Regions from separate parts of the Homo sapiens genome. Here region 1 is linked to region 2. Evidence: read pairs that join two places in POLR2A ChIA-PET (ENCODE). Cell type or tissue: Panc1. All regions are shown on one strand.

The links. ChIA-PET counts read pairs that join two places held together with the same protein. Peaks named below come from ENCODE experiments on the same cell type or tissue, not always from the same donor. Only the 100,000 strongest peaks of a DNase experiment are listed, where the experiment ranks them.
Region 1: POLR2A ChIA-PET joins it to region 2 with 17 read pairs; 2 of 35 experiments call an interaction of 5 or more read pairs at or near these places.

What each region holds. Positions count from the first base shown.
Region 1 is chr6:137,146,099-137,154,098 of GRCh38, reverse strand. IL22RA2 (interleukin 22 receptor subunit alpha 2) reads left to right here. Exons shown (of 7, transcript NM_052962.3): 6 at 6,208-6,377. Among named protein-coding and RNA genes, the nearest start is that of IL22RA2, 24 kb to the left of the region's middle. In Panc1, no CTCF peak of the experiment used is centred here; no DNase peak of the experiment used is centred here.
Region 2 is chr6:135,633,537-135,641,536 of GRCh38, reverse strand. The region is part of intron 2 of AHI1-DT (AHI1 divergent transcript); the gene reads right to left. LINC02524 (long intergenic non-protein coding RNA 2524) reads left to right here and starts at 6,856. Exons shown (of 3, transcript NR_183501.1): 1 at 6,856-7,049. It also overlaps the pseudogene HMGB1P17. In Panc1, no CTCF peak of the experiment used is centred here; no DNase peak of the experiment used is centred here.

The DNA.
Region 1 (8,000 bases), 1.5 Mb before region 2:
AGGTGTTAAAATTAACCATTACCAACAGACATTGGATAAAATAGTAGAGAGAGAGAGAGAAGGGGTTTAATGTATAGATATAAAGATGTGCATAAATAGAACAAGAAAAAAAAAAGATATTTACCACAGTCCTCATAATTGCAACAAGTCAACTAGTCATGAAGCTGTAGTTAATATTTATGACTTCTTCCTTCATTATAAACTCAACATTCACTTTCTTTCCAGCCAGCACTTCAGCTCTTTATCCACGAGGAGTTTGAGTCCTTTTGGTGTTTCCTGTCTCCGCTTGACCTAACCTTACATTAATTTTTATCACTGAATAGAGAAGCTCTAAGAGGCACACCAGAGGATACCAAGAATTCTTCCACCTGACCCCATTGTATTTATAACTATATTATGCCTTGAAAATCAGAATGAATCACCCTAGACAATATAAGAACCTCATTTTCTTTTTGTTAGTTAAATGGCATGAGGCGCTCCAAATGGTCAGGAGAGAGCCTCGACTTCCAATTTTTGGAAACCATTTTTGTTATAAACCAGAAGAATTCAAGGCCAAGCATATGGGAAACAAAAACATGTCATAAGTTGTTCACTATGGGTAACAGTCAGAGTTGCCCCTCCCACTTCTACTTCTTGTATCCTAGACCAGTGAATTCTGTCTGTGGAAGAAATAGCACCATATATTGGCCCTAGGCTTAGTGAAGCATTTACCAATTGGAGCATTTACCAATTCATATGCCAATTCACAAGACGTCTCTCAAACTGAGTTTTCAATTATCCATTTCACCTTCCTATAAAGTCATGGATTTCTGAGCGACAAATATATGATATATATTTGTCCTATGGGTCTTGAGACCTTGCTTCACTCCTTTCACATTAACTTAAGTTCTTTGTCATAAGCAATGTATTGTGGAGTACTATGCTCATGAACAAGGCATTGACTACATCTATGGGTGTATGTGTGGTCCCAGGAGTGGTTAGGGGTCTGCTAATAAAAGCATTGAAGCAGTAAATAAAAATCTATAAACAAAATCTGTAACCAGAATCTATATCCAGCAGTAAAGAAAATCTATAACCAATGTCTCTTGCCCCCTCCCTTTTGGAAGGGAACAAAAATAAACCTACCTGCAACGAGATGGAAGATGAGAGCCCCTGGAATATGGCACTATACTAGGGGTTCAACATTGATCTTCCTTACTGGAAAGTTGGACACTCTGCAGGTCAGACCAACTTTGGTAAGAGGAGATCCATATTGTTAAGTCTATATATAGCCTCCATCATGCAACTATTTTGTTCAAGAGCCCATAGAGCAACTACAGGACACTGGGGAAATAGATGGTCACTGCATCCACTTAGATTTTTTTAAACAGCCTTATTGAGATATAATTCACACAGCCTATACTTTAAGCATATAGCATACAGTTTAATGGTTTTTACTATATTCACAAATATGTACAACCATCACTCACAGTCAATTTTAGAACATTTTTATCACCTCAAAAAGCAACTCCATACCCTTTGGCTATCACCTTCCAGTCTCACCATTCCCTTAGCCCTCAGCCCCGGCAACTACTAATCTTTCTGTCTCTATAGAGTTCCCTGTTCTAGATAGACTAATATAATACATGATTTTTTTGACTGGCTTCTTTCACTTAACGTGTTTTCAAAGTTCATTCAGATTGTAGTATGTATCAGTACTTCATTCTTTTTTGTGACCAAATAATACATTATATGGATATACCACATATTATTTATCCTTTCTTCAGTTGATAGACATTTGGGTAGTTTCCACTTTTTGGCTATTATGAATAATGCTACTATAAACAGTCATGTAAAAATTTTTGAGTGTGAGTTTTTTTGTTTTTTTTTCTTGTTTGTTTTTTTGAGAGACAGGATCCTGCTCTGTCACCTGGGCTGGAGCGCAGTGGCACAAACATAGCTCACTTCAGTCTTGAACCCCTGGGCTCCAGCAATCCTTCCACCTCAGCCTCCCAAGTACCAAGGACTATCAGGCATACGCCACCACACATAGCTGGGCATACCTTTATATTTCTCTTCAATATATACATAGGAGTGGAATTGCTGGGTCTCATAGTAACTCTATATTTAATCATTTGAGGAAATGCCAGACTACTTTCAAAGCATCTGCACTATTTTACATTCCCATCAGCAATATATGAGAGTTTTGATTTTTCCACATTTTTACCAATCTTTTTTGACTATAGCCATCCTAATAGGTATAAAATGGTAACTCATGTGGTTTTTATTTGCATTTACCTGCTAATTAATGATGTTGAGCTTCTGTTTTATGCTTATTGGCTATTTTGTACCTTCCTTGGAGAATTGTCCATTGAGATCCTTTGCCCATTTAAAAAATTTAATCAAATCTTTTTATTTTTGAGTTGTAAGGGTTCTTTATATATTCTGCATACCAATGCCTTATCAGATATATGATCCTCAGCTAGCTCCTCCCATTCTGTGAGTTGTCTTTTTACTTTCTTGATGGTATCACTTGACACCAAGTTTTAAACTTGGATGAAATCCAATTTATTTCTTCTTTTGTTGCTTGTGCTTTTGGTGTCATATCTAAGAATCCTTTGCCAAATCCAAAATCATGAAGATTTACCCTATGTTTTCTCCTAAGAGTTTTATAGTTTTATCTCTCACAGTTAAGTCTGATTCATTTTGAGTTAATTTTTGTATGTGGTGTGAGGTAAGGGTCCAATATTATTCTTTGACATATGACTATCCAGCTGTCCCAGCACCATTTGTTGAAAATTATCCCATTGAGAGTTCTTGGCACACTTGTTGAAAATCAATAGACCATAGACGTGTAGTTTATTTCCAGACTCTCAATTCTATTCTATTGAGCTATACATTCATCATTGTGCCCATACCACACTATTTTGATTATTGTTGCTTTGTAGTAAGCTTTGAAATTGGGAAGGGTGAGCCCTCCTCTTTATTCATCTTTTTCAAGATTGTTTTGACTATTATGGGTTCCTTGCAATTCTCTAACCACCCAGATTTTTTAAGACCACTTTTCAGTATGAGCCTTTTGCTTTGCATTCATATGGCCACAGAAATATTCACATTCTGTATCTTAGTACTTAGGGATCCATCCATACACCTCTTCTAACTGGTGCAAGGTCCAGTGAGATCCAAATTAATTAGATACTGTCCAAAATGCTAGATGCATTTTCCCCCAACTCTCTAATTAGCAGGAGGGTGGAATAGAGTTGAGCAAACTAATTCATGGTAACTCTTGGTTGTCTCTTGGATACATTGAAATTCAAAGCCAATATACTCAACAAGCAATTCTCTAGTAGAGGAAAAGGAGATTTCATGACTAAACTGATGAACACCAGTGAAGGGAATTCACAGATCAGTGTGATTATTATATTCAAGCCTAGAAATAGGGTCACATTCAAATTTACTTATCAAACAAAGTTTCCTTCAGTCTAAGCCATTAGGCCAGTCAGGTAAGAATAGCCAAAGACATTGACTGACACAGCTTTAGCTCAATTCTATTTAAATTGGGATAGTGTTGAGTTAAGAAGGGTTTGTGTGTTTTCTGTATGACCTTTCTCCCTAAAAAAAAAAAAAAAAAAAAAAAAATCAGAAAAGAAAAGAAAAGAAAAAAGCTTTAGACCAGGTCCTTTAAAAAGCCATTTTATTTCGGGGCCTCTTAGTAGAAGAATAAGAAACCCAGTCTATAGCTACTACTCTTGTTGATGCAATAGTGAGAAGAATCACCCACTCAGCTGCCTCCTCACCCCCAGGCTTGCGCTCTCCCACCACAGCTCCTAAGAACTTCTGAAGAACATATTTCAAAAAAGCACGTTTCTAGTTCCTCAAGACAGCATGTTTGTGGCATCTGTGATATAGACTAATGAGCCAGCTGCATGCATTGCCTCCTCTGACACCTGTTTTTGAGCAGCAGGATGTTATCTTAGATTAAGAAGTTCTGATTTATGGTGTCTATCTAGAGACAAAGCAAGATTTTAAAAATAAAATAAAACAAAGTAAACTTTCTTCAGTTAAAAGCAGCGTTTGATACTTAGCGAGATTTCAGTATTATTTGACCCTAGAATTACTTGGATTAAAAATAGATGTGAAGGCCAGGTGTGTTGGCTCCATGCCTGTAATCCCAGCACTTTGGGAGGCCGAGGTAGGAGGATCACTTGAGGCAAAGAATAGAGCATTTCAAGCAAGGGACCAGCATTTGCAAAGGCCCTCTGGCATAGCAAACTCAAGGGACTGAAAGATAACCAATATATTGAAGAAGAGCATGCAGGAAGGAGTCCATAATGAGATGGGACTGGAAAGGTAGGCAGGTACAAGAATTTTTTAAGGAGTTGTGACTTCCTCCAGAAAAACATAATTTTATTTAGGAGCCATATGATCAGACTTGTGTATAGAAAAGATCATTTTGACTATATTTTGGGGAACAGGTTGGATGCAGATAAGTGAAGTAGCAGGTTACTAATAATAGTCTACAGGAGACCGAATTTGGCTTATGAAAAGGACTAGAGAAAATTTATTCCTGGAGGGACATTTAGTAAGCAACATTGGCAGGACCAGGTGATAGATCGGATATAATGGTGAAGAGGACATGTCAAAGATGACCTCTAAGTTTCTTGCATGCATAATTAGATGAATTGCTGAGATCTTTTTGATGGGGTTTGATGAAAAAGACCAGTTTGGTGGGATGCAAGGTAATAGAGATTATGAGTTTGGTTTTGAATATGTTAAGCTTAATATGCTTTTAAGAGATCCAGGGGACATATCTCTTCAGATCCAAGACTCAAAGTAAAGTCTTTATTAGAGACAAAAATTTGTGAGTCATTTCATGCATACAGTACAGTGGACATTGATAGGATTGCCTAGGGAGAGAGTAGTGAGTGAGAGGCAGTTTTGAGTAAGACCAGATATTGAGGGACTTTCACCCAAAGATGCCTGAGTAAGAAAAATCTTAAAAGGAGACTGAGAAGGAATAGCCAAAGAGGTAGGAGGAAATCTGTGGGCTGATATGTTCATGAATAGTGCGGGAAGGTAATATTTCAAGGAGAGAGCTGTTAAAGAGTAAAGTGCTATGAGGTCAAATAATCTTGACTTGGTCTTGTAACACAATCACAATCCAGTGAATGGGTCAAGAAACTTGCAACTGATTGCAAAACTGATTTTGCAATCAATTGCAAAATCTAGCATCACAGATCATAAGCCAGGAGCCCTGTGATGTCCGCAGCTGACTCACTGATAGGACAATGCCTGAAATATGTGCCTCACTACAAAAGGGACATGTTTATTTAAAGTTAACTATCCCATTATTCCAATATAGTTGGAAAGTGCTTTAAAAACTTATGGTTCCAAATTAAATAGCCTGGGAGTAGGAAACTCTCTTCTTCTAAAACACTTAGAAATTCTGGATAAAACACATTCTCCAAACTCCACAGAGGGGCAAAAATAAAAATAAAGGGAATCCTTGGGGGCCAAAACAAAGTAAACGGAAATCAAAGGGGAACCAGAAGACCAACACAGTGACTGCCCCAGCTGCCCTGAAGGCATTTGCTGGATGTGGTAACTAGACCCTAAGTGGTAACAGCCACTCCCAGGACAAAAGACAAGGTTTTAGGCCAGCACAAGGCAGGGAGTTAGAACTAATACCCCTACAAAAGTCTTAGAACCTCCAAGGGCTACACTGTCAATAAAAAGTCAGACTAGCCTGGATGTGGTGGCATGCACCTGTAATCTCAGCTACTCAGGAAGCTGAAGGAGAATCACTTGAGTACAGGAGTTTGAGCCCAGCCTGGGCAACATAATGAGATCCTGTCTCAAAAAAAAACCCAAAACCAACCAACCAAACAAACAAACAAAAGTCAGATTAAGAAAAGCCCTTCCAATAAACAGAGGAAAGTAATTTGTATGTTTCCATCTTTATTCTGCTAAGAATCTAACACTCCCTACATTTATAAAGGTTCGAGATTCAAATACATATGCAATTTTCTTTTTTATTTTTGTTTTTTGACATGGGTTTCACTATGCCACACAAGCTATAGTGCAGTGGCATGATCATAGCTCACTGCAGCCTCGGCCTCCCTGGGCTCAGGTGATCCTCCCACCATGCTGATTTGTCATTATACATAATGCGTCTGTATATAATACATTCCTTTGATGATTTGTCAAATTTTTATGTTTTTTCTTCAGCAAAAATAGATCCTCCAGTCATGAATATAACCCAAGTCAATGGCTCTTTGTTGGTAATTCTCCATGCTCCAAATTTACCATATAGATACCAAAAGGAAAAAAATGTATCTATAGAAGATTACTATGAACTACTATACCGAGTTTTTATAATTAACAATTCACTAGAAAAGGTAAGTTCAGATGAATAGATATATTTAGAGTTTTTTTCTTTTGTTTATTTAACCAATATTGTGGTCATATGAGATGTCCTCTTCTGCTACTCTGCCTCCTCTTACTTTTCCTTATCTTTAATTTCTTCTTACTCTCAGCCATCATTGATCAACGGTTGGTGGTGGCATCACCATCAGAATGTGTGTGTGCCCTTTCCATCCTCCGGTTTGTCTCTACAGTCTTCCCTGCATATCTAAAGATTGGTATTAACCGTATTTAATTGCATGTGACTGCCACAAATATTCATTTTTACGGGCTTTGCACACCTTATTTATTTATTTATTTATTTATTTATTTATTTATTTATTATGTATTTTATTTTTAGACCAGGTGTCACTCTGTCACCCAGGCTGGAGTACAGTGGTGATCATAGCTCACTGTAGCCTCTAACTTCTGGGCTTAAGTGGTCCTCCTTCTTCAGCCTCCTGAGTAGCTGGGACTAGAAGCATGCCCATCACATCCAGCTTTTTTTTTTTTTTTTTTTTTTTTTTTTTTGTAGAGGCAAGGTCTCACTATGTTGCCCAGGCTGGTCTCAAACTCCTGGCCTCAACCAATCCTCCAGCCTTGGCCTCCCAAAGTGCTGGGATTGCAGGCATAAGCCACCTCCCCGGCCTCACACCTTATTTTAAAATAGCTTTTGAATCACATGATTATTTTTGTGCCAGTTTTGCTGCGATTTTTTTTTTGAGACAGGGTCTGACTCTGTCACCCAGGCTGGGGTGCAGCAGTGCAATCACAGCTCACGGCAGCCTCAACATCCTGGGCTCAAATGATCCTCCCACCTCAGCCTCCCAAGTAGCTGGGACTACAGGTGCATGCCACCATGCCCAGCTATGTTTTTTTGTACTTTTAGTAGGGACAGGCTCTGGCCATGTTGCCCGGGCTGGTCTTAAACTCCTGGGATCAACTGATCTGCCTGCCTTGGCCTCCCAAACTGCTGGCATTACAAACATGAGCCACCAGGCCTGGCCTTGCAGTGGTATTCTAATCCACCATCGGTGCTTCTGTCTGGATTTGGTGGATAATTGAATTTGTTCCTTTTTTGGTGCCATCTAAGATGAGGGGTTTTTGTCGTAAGGAGCAGAAACCACAGTTTAACTTGTTTAGAAACAAAAGAGGAGGGGAGGGATAATTAGGAGATAGGCAAGCAATCTCAGGGACAGAGGCAGGACGTAGAGTGCCGGCAGCCTTAGTGGTGACTGGGAAGGGAAACGGAAGTGAGTTCTAAGGGATCCTGCTCTGTCTCTCAGACTTTCTGTCTCTATGTGGCCACAGTTTCATGCCTGCAGTTATCTCTGCTCATCTCGCTGCACATCATTCTCACTGCACACTTCAAATTCTTAAAAAGAAGGCCAGGTGGGGTGGTTCATGCCTGTAATCCCAGCACTTTGGGAGGCTGAGGCAGGCAAATCATTTGAGGTCAGGAGTTCAAGACCTGCCTGGTCAACATGGTGAAACTCCATCTCTACTGAAAATACAAAAATTAGCCAGGCGTGGTGGTATGCGTCTGCAATCCCAGCTACTCAGGAGGCTGAGGCACGAGAATCTCTTGAACCTGAGAGGCAGAGGTTGCAGTGAGCCGA
Region 2 (8,000 bases):
AGCACTGAAATATTCAACAGCTGCAGTGCTAATCTCAAGTTAATATTTTTATTTGGTCTTATAAATAAATGGGAAGATTTTTCATGCTAATTAAGTCACAGACTATTAGTATAATTTACAATTTCATGTTGTTATTTTGCTGCATATCAAAACTTATTTAATCACATAAAACTTACAACATACATGAGATGGTAGACTAGGCAACATTTTTTAAAAAGGTATTTCAAATGCTAAGCAATTTTGCTTATAGTAAAAAGTTCAACTAATAAAAAACCCTAAAATTAGAAATTCATATTTCTTTTATGTAATGAGTATAGTAATTTTATTCCTAAACTTGAGAGCAATAGCATGAAAGAAGCAAATTAGTGAATTTAATAATTCATTTACTCATTTGTCCCACCAATTGTTTTTATTGTGTGTTAATGCTGGAGATAGGTGGTAAACACAGCAAATGCACTCCCTGCCTTTCAAGAGCAATCAGAGTTGCTTCAGGGATAGATAATAACCAACAAACTGTGCAATTAGAATTGTGGTAAGTGAAATTAGGCAGAAATACACAGTACTAAGGAACTTCTTGCTTCTCTGAGGAAATGACATTTAAACTCAGATCTGAAGGATGAGTAAGAGTGAGATGAAAGGAGTGGGAGGTGTATAAACAGAGGGAGGACAGCGTGAGGGAGCCTCTTAAAAGAGGGGATTGATAAGTCTTCATGGATGGAATACAATAAGGGAAGGGAGAAGGCAGAGAAGAGGTTAGCAGGGGATGATCACGCACATCACTGTATGTCCTATTAAGGATTTTGGTCTTCATCTTAAGAGCAATGTGCTGGTAGTTATTGAGAAGTTTTAAGCAGGGAGAAACGTGATAAGATTTGGCAACAAAGTAGAGAATGACTTGGACTGGTTTCATAGTAGATAACAAAGACCAGTTAAGAGACTCTTCTGGAAATTCAGCCCTAAAAAAGGGAATAGTTTGATTCAGAGTGGTGGGGATATAGAATAAGATTCAATGTTGTGACATTTAGTAAACAGAATCAACAGGAATTAGAGACTGATTAAACATGGAATAGGAGGTACAGTTAAGGGAAATGAGTAAAGAATGATGTCCAGGTTGCTGGGGTGTGCAGTTAGTGGACATTGGTGCCATTTGCTGAGGGGAACAACACTGGAAGTGGCTCACAATTTTCTTTTTTGCATGGTTGGGGAGGGAGTAGAGACACAATTGAGAATTTAAGTTTAGGCATTCTGAGTTTGATGTGCCTATGAAATGTTCAAGAGGAGATGGCGAGTCAGCAATTTTAAATCCAGAACCAACAGGAGACATAAATTTGAAAGCATTAGATAACTGAAGCCATGAGTGTAGGTAAGATTGTCTCAACAAGTTTTCTCAACAGAAGTTCTACAGAATCCTAGTGGGCTGCTAAATGTCTCGAGAGCTTCCATGTGAAATACTGATTGCAGAGATATTAAACATCAGATTTTGTCCTAATGTACATAGGACAATATTTATTTAGATACATCCATTCTCAGATATTGATGCCAGGTGAGGGAGGCCTTGGATATCTGTTGAGTGTTATGCTGCACAAAGGTGAGGAAGGCAGGAAAATGATGTCCACCTTCTCCCTCCAAGTTACCTTTCCCACCTCCCTTTATATACAACCTACTGACAAGGAAAAAAATAAGCTCTACAGGTGTAACAGACAATCAGTGGGACCTTTTCACCCTAAAGAAGATACTTATACATACCAAGACTCATCTGATCCCTGCTGCTTGTTGTTGTAATAAGTGCTGAATGTGAATTCGGTAAGTTAAAAATAGACTGTATTGTAGGTTTTGCATTTCTTGAGATTTTCTCAGGTATTGTGCCTTTCTGTTTTGTTTTTTGTTGTTGTTATGTTTTGTTTTGTCTCATTTTTTTGAGGTGGAGTATGGCCCTGGCGCCCATGCTGGAGTGCAATGGCATGATCTCAGCTCACTGCAATGTCCCCTCCCGGGTTCAAGCAATTCTCCTGCCTCAGCCTCCGGAGTAGCTGGGATTACAGGTGTGTGCCACCACACCCAGCTAATTTTTGTATTTTCAGTAGAGACGGGTTTCACCATGTTGGCCAGGCTGGTCTCAATTTCCTGACCTTGTGATCCGCCCTCCTTGGCCTCCCAAAGTGCTGGGATTACAGGCGTGAGCCACTGTGCCCTGCTGTACCTTTCTGTTTTATATTTTATCTGCATTTGTGTTTCACAAATATATCTGAACATTGGGTTGATGATTTCTGAAGATGAAGTATGAGATAGAAAAGAAAGATTCTAGGCTTAGGCTTCTGGACAGTTTTGATAAGGTTGGATAAGGAAATAAAATCTTTTGAGTCAATTCACTCCCCCAGTGCAGAGAATCCAAAAGAAAGTTCACCTTTACAATGAAAGCTACTTAACAATGAGTTTTACATCCAAGTTGATCTATTCTATTGTGCACAGTCAATACCAAACAACTAAAAATGCAGCAATAACTAGCAAAATTGAAAAGACATTTAACTACAAATTACAGCCATTTAACAAATAAAGATACTGATTATTTTAAACAATAATTTGAATCTCAAACAAACAAAATAAATATTTTGTTCTAAAAAACAGTCACACTCAAGGAAAAGGCTCTGAAAACAAGTTATTTTGGAGTTATCCAAAGCACAAAGTGTAGCCTAGAAAAGGAAAAGTTGCATAGTTGGTGAGAACTTAATAATGATAGCAGGTAAGGTCATAATTAGGAAAATGCTAGAATGAGATTCCATACAAGCAACTGAAAAAGTCACGCTCTCAATCAGCATAATAAGCTGACATACTGATGGCATGCCACATGATGCTGAAGGTATTTTTATAATACATTGAAAAATTACAGCTTCTTTGTCCATTTTGATGAATAAACAAATTTCACCAATAAACATCATGCTGTAGCACTTGTAAGATTTATAAATAATGTTGAAATTTAAGAACATTTTTTTTCTACTGCAGGATGTTGCCCAAAACAAGTAAAGGACAAGATACTTTTTCTCTTCATCTTTATATCTGAAAACAGAAAGTCTATTTTGCAAGAATGGCACTGGCATCTGCGTTGATGGTGCCCCAAGAAAATTCACCTTCACACTGACATCACAAGACACTGACTTATTTCCAGAGAGCTACTGGTGTTGAAAACTCTTAAATACAAAATGAAAAAAAAAAATCTGAGTAATGCTACAAGGATGATTACTATTAAACACAGACCAGTTCACTGAAGATGGCTTGAAGATGGTATGAGAATATTGGAGGCCACCTAACAAACCTTATTCTACATCCAGTGAGTTAGCAGAGGAAGAGTTCTCAACAGGGTGTTTGAACCGAAAGGTAGCACTTTCAAGAAATTAGTAGGTCAGATTTTGCTAGAGGGTTTCAAGATAAAGAATGGCTGCAGAAACTAGGCTATTTAGCAGCCATTTTCCATCACCTTATCCAGATGAACAAGTCTTTGTATGGCCCAGAAACTTTTTTTTTGTTTCAAATGACAGGATTCTTGAATTTAAAGAAATTGAATCTTTAGGAAAAAACAAGTCACAGAAGGAAATTGTGAAATGTTTCAACTGCTGCTTGGGCTTGAAATTGAAGGAGGATATGAGCATATTGAAAACCATCCAGAGAACTGCAGAGCAACACTGAGTGTACTTTTCCCTTCAATCCAAGTGTCTGACTTGGTGAGGGATGCTTTCTCTAGATTTTCTCCTCACATGAGAACTTGATTTTCAGAGAAGAGGAAGAACTTTGAGATGAAGTCTGATTATTCTTACAAATGACAATAAGAGTTCTGCCCCTATATGAGTTCTGGGTTTCTGTGAAGACAGAGTATCCTGCCATTTACAGTGAAGCAGTGAATATTTTGCTGTGGTTTTCAACTTTTTTGATTTATGAGCAACATTTTCTTATTTAAGAAACACCAAAAACAAGGACAGAAATTGTCTGATCATAGTTGAAAATGAAGTAGTTGAATGCTTACTTCATATATTTGACCTAGAATTGAGTATTTTTGCAGCAAAAACCAAGTTTGAAATTACATGTGTAAATTTCATTCTTTCCTTTTGGTTCAAATAATACTTTTAAAAATATTTAGGCCTATAAAAGAGATTGGAAAACCAACACACATCTGCATAACAATTTTGTAACTTCTAGGTCTATATTTGAGCCTAATCATGTCACTCACAAAGAAAATGATTTGTTACAGCTTTATACTAAAGACTTTGACTTTTTTTTTTATGGATATATCACATTTTATTTATTCATTTATTAGTTGATAAACAATTAGATTTGTAATTTTTGGCTATTATAAATACTGCTGCTATAAACATCATGTACAATTCTTTTGTGTAAACGTATGTTTTTGCTCTCTTGAGTATATACCTAGTGGTGAAATTGTTGGGGCACATGAAAACCTATATTTAATTTTTGAGAAATTGCAGAACTGTTTTCCAAAGTGACAACACAATTTTACATTCCAACAAGCAATCTGTAAGACTTTGACTTTTATATATGTCCTAAGCTGTATTTTTATTTCCACTGCTTTGACTTATTATTTTAAGAGGTTTACTATTCAGCATTCCCAACAAATCTTTGTGTTGTAAATAATATTAATTAAATTCAACTGACAAATTTTATTTAATTAAATCTATCAAGTTTACCTTTAAAAAAGTAAATCTCAGTTGTAGTTCATTGAGCTGCATAAAGACAATGCCAGGGCAAGTGAGAACCAGATGGGCACTGGGTGATTCTGGATAATTCTGTGCCTTGCTGAGGAAAAATAACTAAACTTGGGCAAAGGAGAGCCTAAGAAGCCAAGAGGCAAAATATCTTCACAGCATTCTTTGTGTAAACTTGCTGGGAGGAGCAGAAGAAGAAGCACCCAAATGTTCGGTCAATTTCTCAGAGTTTTCTAAGAAGTGCCCAGATAGGTGGAAGACCATGTCTGCCAAGAAGAAAGAAAAATTTGAAGACATGGCAAAGGTAGACAATACTCGTTACAAAAGAGAAATGAAACCCATGTCCCTCCTAAAGAAGAAAGAAAAAAGAAGTTCAAAGATGCCAATGCACCCAAGAGGCCTCCTTTGGCCTCATTCTTTTCTGAGTATCACCCAAAAATCGAAAGAGAACATCCCAGCCTATCCATTGTTGCAAAGAAACTGGGAGAGACATGGAATGACACTGCTGCAGATGACAGGCAGCCTTATAAAAAGAAGGATGCAAGGCTGAAGGAAAAATACCCAAAGAATATTGCTGCACAGTAAGCTAAAGGAAAGACTGATGTAGCCAAAAAAAAAGGGAGTAAGAACAAGAAGGAAGAGGAGGAAGATGAAAAAAAGATGAAGAAGATGAAGATGAAGAAGAGGGAGAAGAAGAAGGAAGAAGGAGGAGGAGGAAGAGGAGAAGGAGGAGGAGGAGGAGATAATGACAATGTTAATAAGTTGGTTCTAGTGCAGTGTTTTTCTTGTCTTAAAAGCATTTAACCCCCCTGTACACAACTGACTACTTTTTAAAGAAACAAATTGAAATGTAAGTCTGTATAAAATTTGTTTTTAAATTGTACAGTGTCTTTTTTTATATAGTTAACACACTATCCAATGTGTCTTTAGATAGCCCTGTCCAGGTAGTATTTTCAATAGCCACTAACCTTACCTGGCACAGTATGGGGGTTGCAAATTGGCATGGAAATTTAAACAGGTTCTTTCTGGTGCACTGCACAAATTAGTTATATGTGGAGATGGTAGTTCTTTCATCTTCAGTTGTCTCTGATGCAGTTTATACAAAATAATTGTTGTTTTGATAACTGAATACAACTCTATAATTGTAAAAAAAAAAAAACAGTTGCAGCCATGTTGTTGACATTTTGAATGCTTCTAAGTAAATACAATTTAAAAATTATTTTGGCTTAAGCCAGTTATTTATTAACAGAAATTTACTATGTTAACCCATGGGTTTTAAGAATTATTGAAAATAAAGGAATTAAATTTTTAAAAGACAAGCTAAGCTTATTGCCTTTCTTTTTTCAAGAAAGGTTAGCTAACAAGTCATCTTTAGTTGTAAATAGGGAAAAAGCACTCTTGCCATTCACCATGTACCACATACCATACCGTGTTTGCATTTTTTATAGTAGAATGTATGGGTTTGGGGGGGTTTTTGGTCATTTTTTGTTTTTTTTTTTTTTTTAGATGGACTCTTGCTCTGTCACCCAGGCTGGAGTGTGGTGGCACAATCATAGCTCACTGCAGCCCCAAATTCCTAGGCTTAAGTGATCCTCTGCCTTAGCCTCCCAAGTAGTTGGGACTACAAGCAAGTTCTACCATATCTGGCTAATTTTTTTTTAATTTGTAGAGACAGGGTCTCACTATGTTGAGCAGGCTGGTTTTCAACTCCTGGTCTCAAATGATCCTCCTTTCTCAGCCTCCTAAAATGTTGAGATTACATACTAATTACATAGTAGACATTTGTAATAAGAATTTTAAGTCTAATTGGATAAGGTTTTAAAAATCCAGAAGAAATTTTAATTTAAAAAAAAAAAGAAAAACTAAAGTTTGCGCTACTCATACTATTGACTTACATTCAAGTTGATATCCTTAGTGGGAGGAGAACCACACAAAATGAGTGGGCTGATAATATTAGCCAAAATAAACATATCCATAGAAAACTATCATTCTATCTCCAAAAGAGTATTAATAGTATTTTTAGTTTATTATGTCTGCAACTTACTGATCATGCTGATATACTGGAAGTTCAGCAATAATTTTTTGTCAAGGATTCTTTAAGACCCAAAAGCTATTGAGAAATCTTGGTCTAAGGAGAAGAAAAGAGAGCCGAAGATTGAAGCTTGAAGAAGTCCAGCGTTTCAGATCAGATGAGGAGCACTGGCTGGTAAATGAAGAAGGAGAAGGAGCAACTGAAGAGGCAGTAGACAATCCAAACGGATCTAGTATCATGGAAACCAAGTCAGTGGAGGATCTACTGGAGTGGCATGGTCAGCTTTGTTGTGCTTTGATAAGAGGGTAAGTGATAAGAAACTTATTAATGTTTGTCGAACTTAGCTTCAGGGAGATGATTGATAACTTTGGTTTAGCCCTTTCAGAGGAAGATTAATTAATGAATGAGAGCTAAGGAAATGGAGCTGTTGAGTAAAGACAAGTGTTGCCTTGCTGTGCTACTTCTTATGCACAGGTAAAGATGGAAAGGATTAGGGTGGTAACAGGAGGGGAAAATAGGATAAAGAGATGTTTATAAATTAAAAGACTTCCATATGTTTAAATGCTGATGAGGAAAATCCAGTAGAAAGAGAGAAGGAGAAGATATAGAAGAGAAGGAGGATGATAAAAACATGATAAGAAAGAAGTGGGCTTCTGATGTTGGTAAGAGGATTGGCCCAATGGCAAGGAGTGTCACCTCCAACCAAAATGGGAGGGGGAAACAATGGGTACAGAGGCAGGTAGGCTTGTCGTTAGGAAGGTACTTTAAGTTTAGCCTGCTTGGAATCCCATCATTTTAGTTTTTAATTCTGTGCCCTCTCCATTACATACAATTCCTTGAATGTAAACTAAAACAAGAGGGTTTAAAATAACAGCATTTTGCATATTCATCTCTCCTTGCTTTCCTTTTTTATGCCTTCCACTACCTTGCCTGTGCTCCCCCATCCCCAGTGGGACCAACAACAAGGAGCTCTCTTGTTTACTGAGTAGGGTCAATAATTCAAAGCCCTTTGTGGACTTGTATAATGGTGAACGTTTTTGCCAGGAATCATACCATAATTGGGCTTTGAATAAGAACAGAGTCCATATGCCACTACTCTTTTCAGGCATTAAATCAAAAAGAACGGGGGAAAAAACTCTGAATTCAAGCACATAACATGTCACCTCTCCTACATCATGTCAGTGTATACTGTGAATGCTATGAAATTTAGGAGGTTTCTGGTAAGGAAAATTATTTGTGCTTTTGAAAGAGAGTAG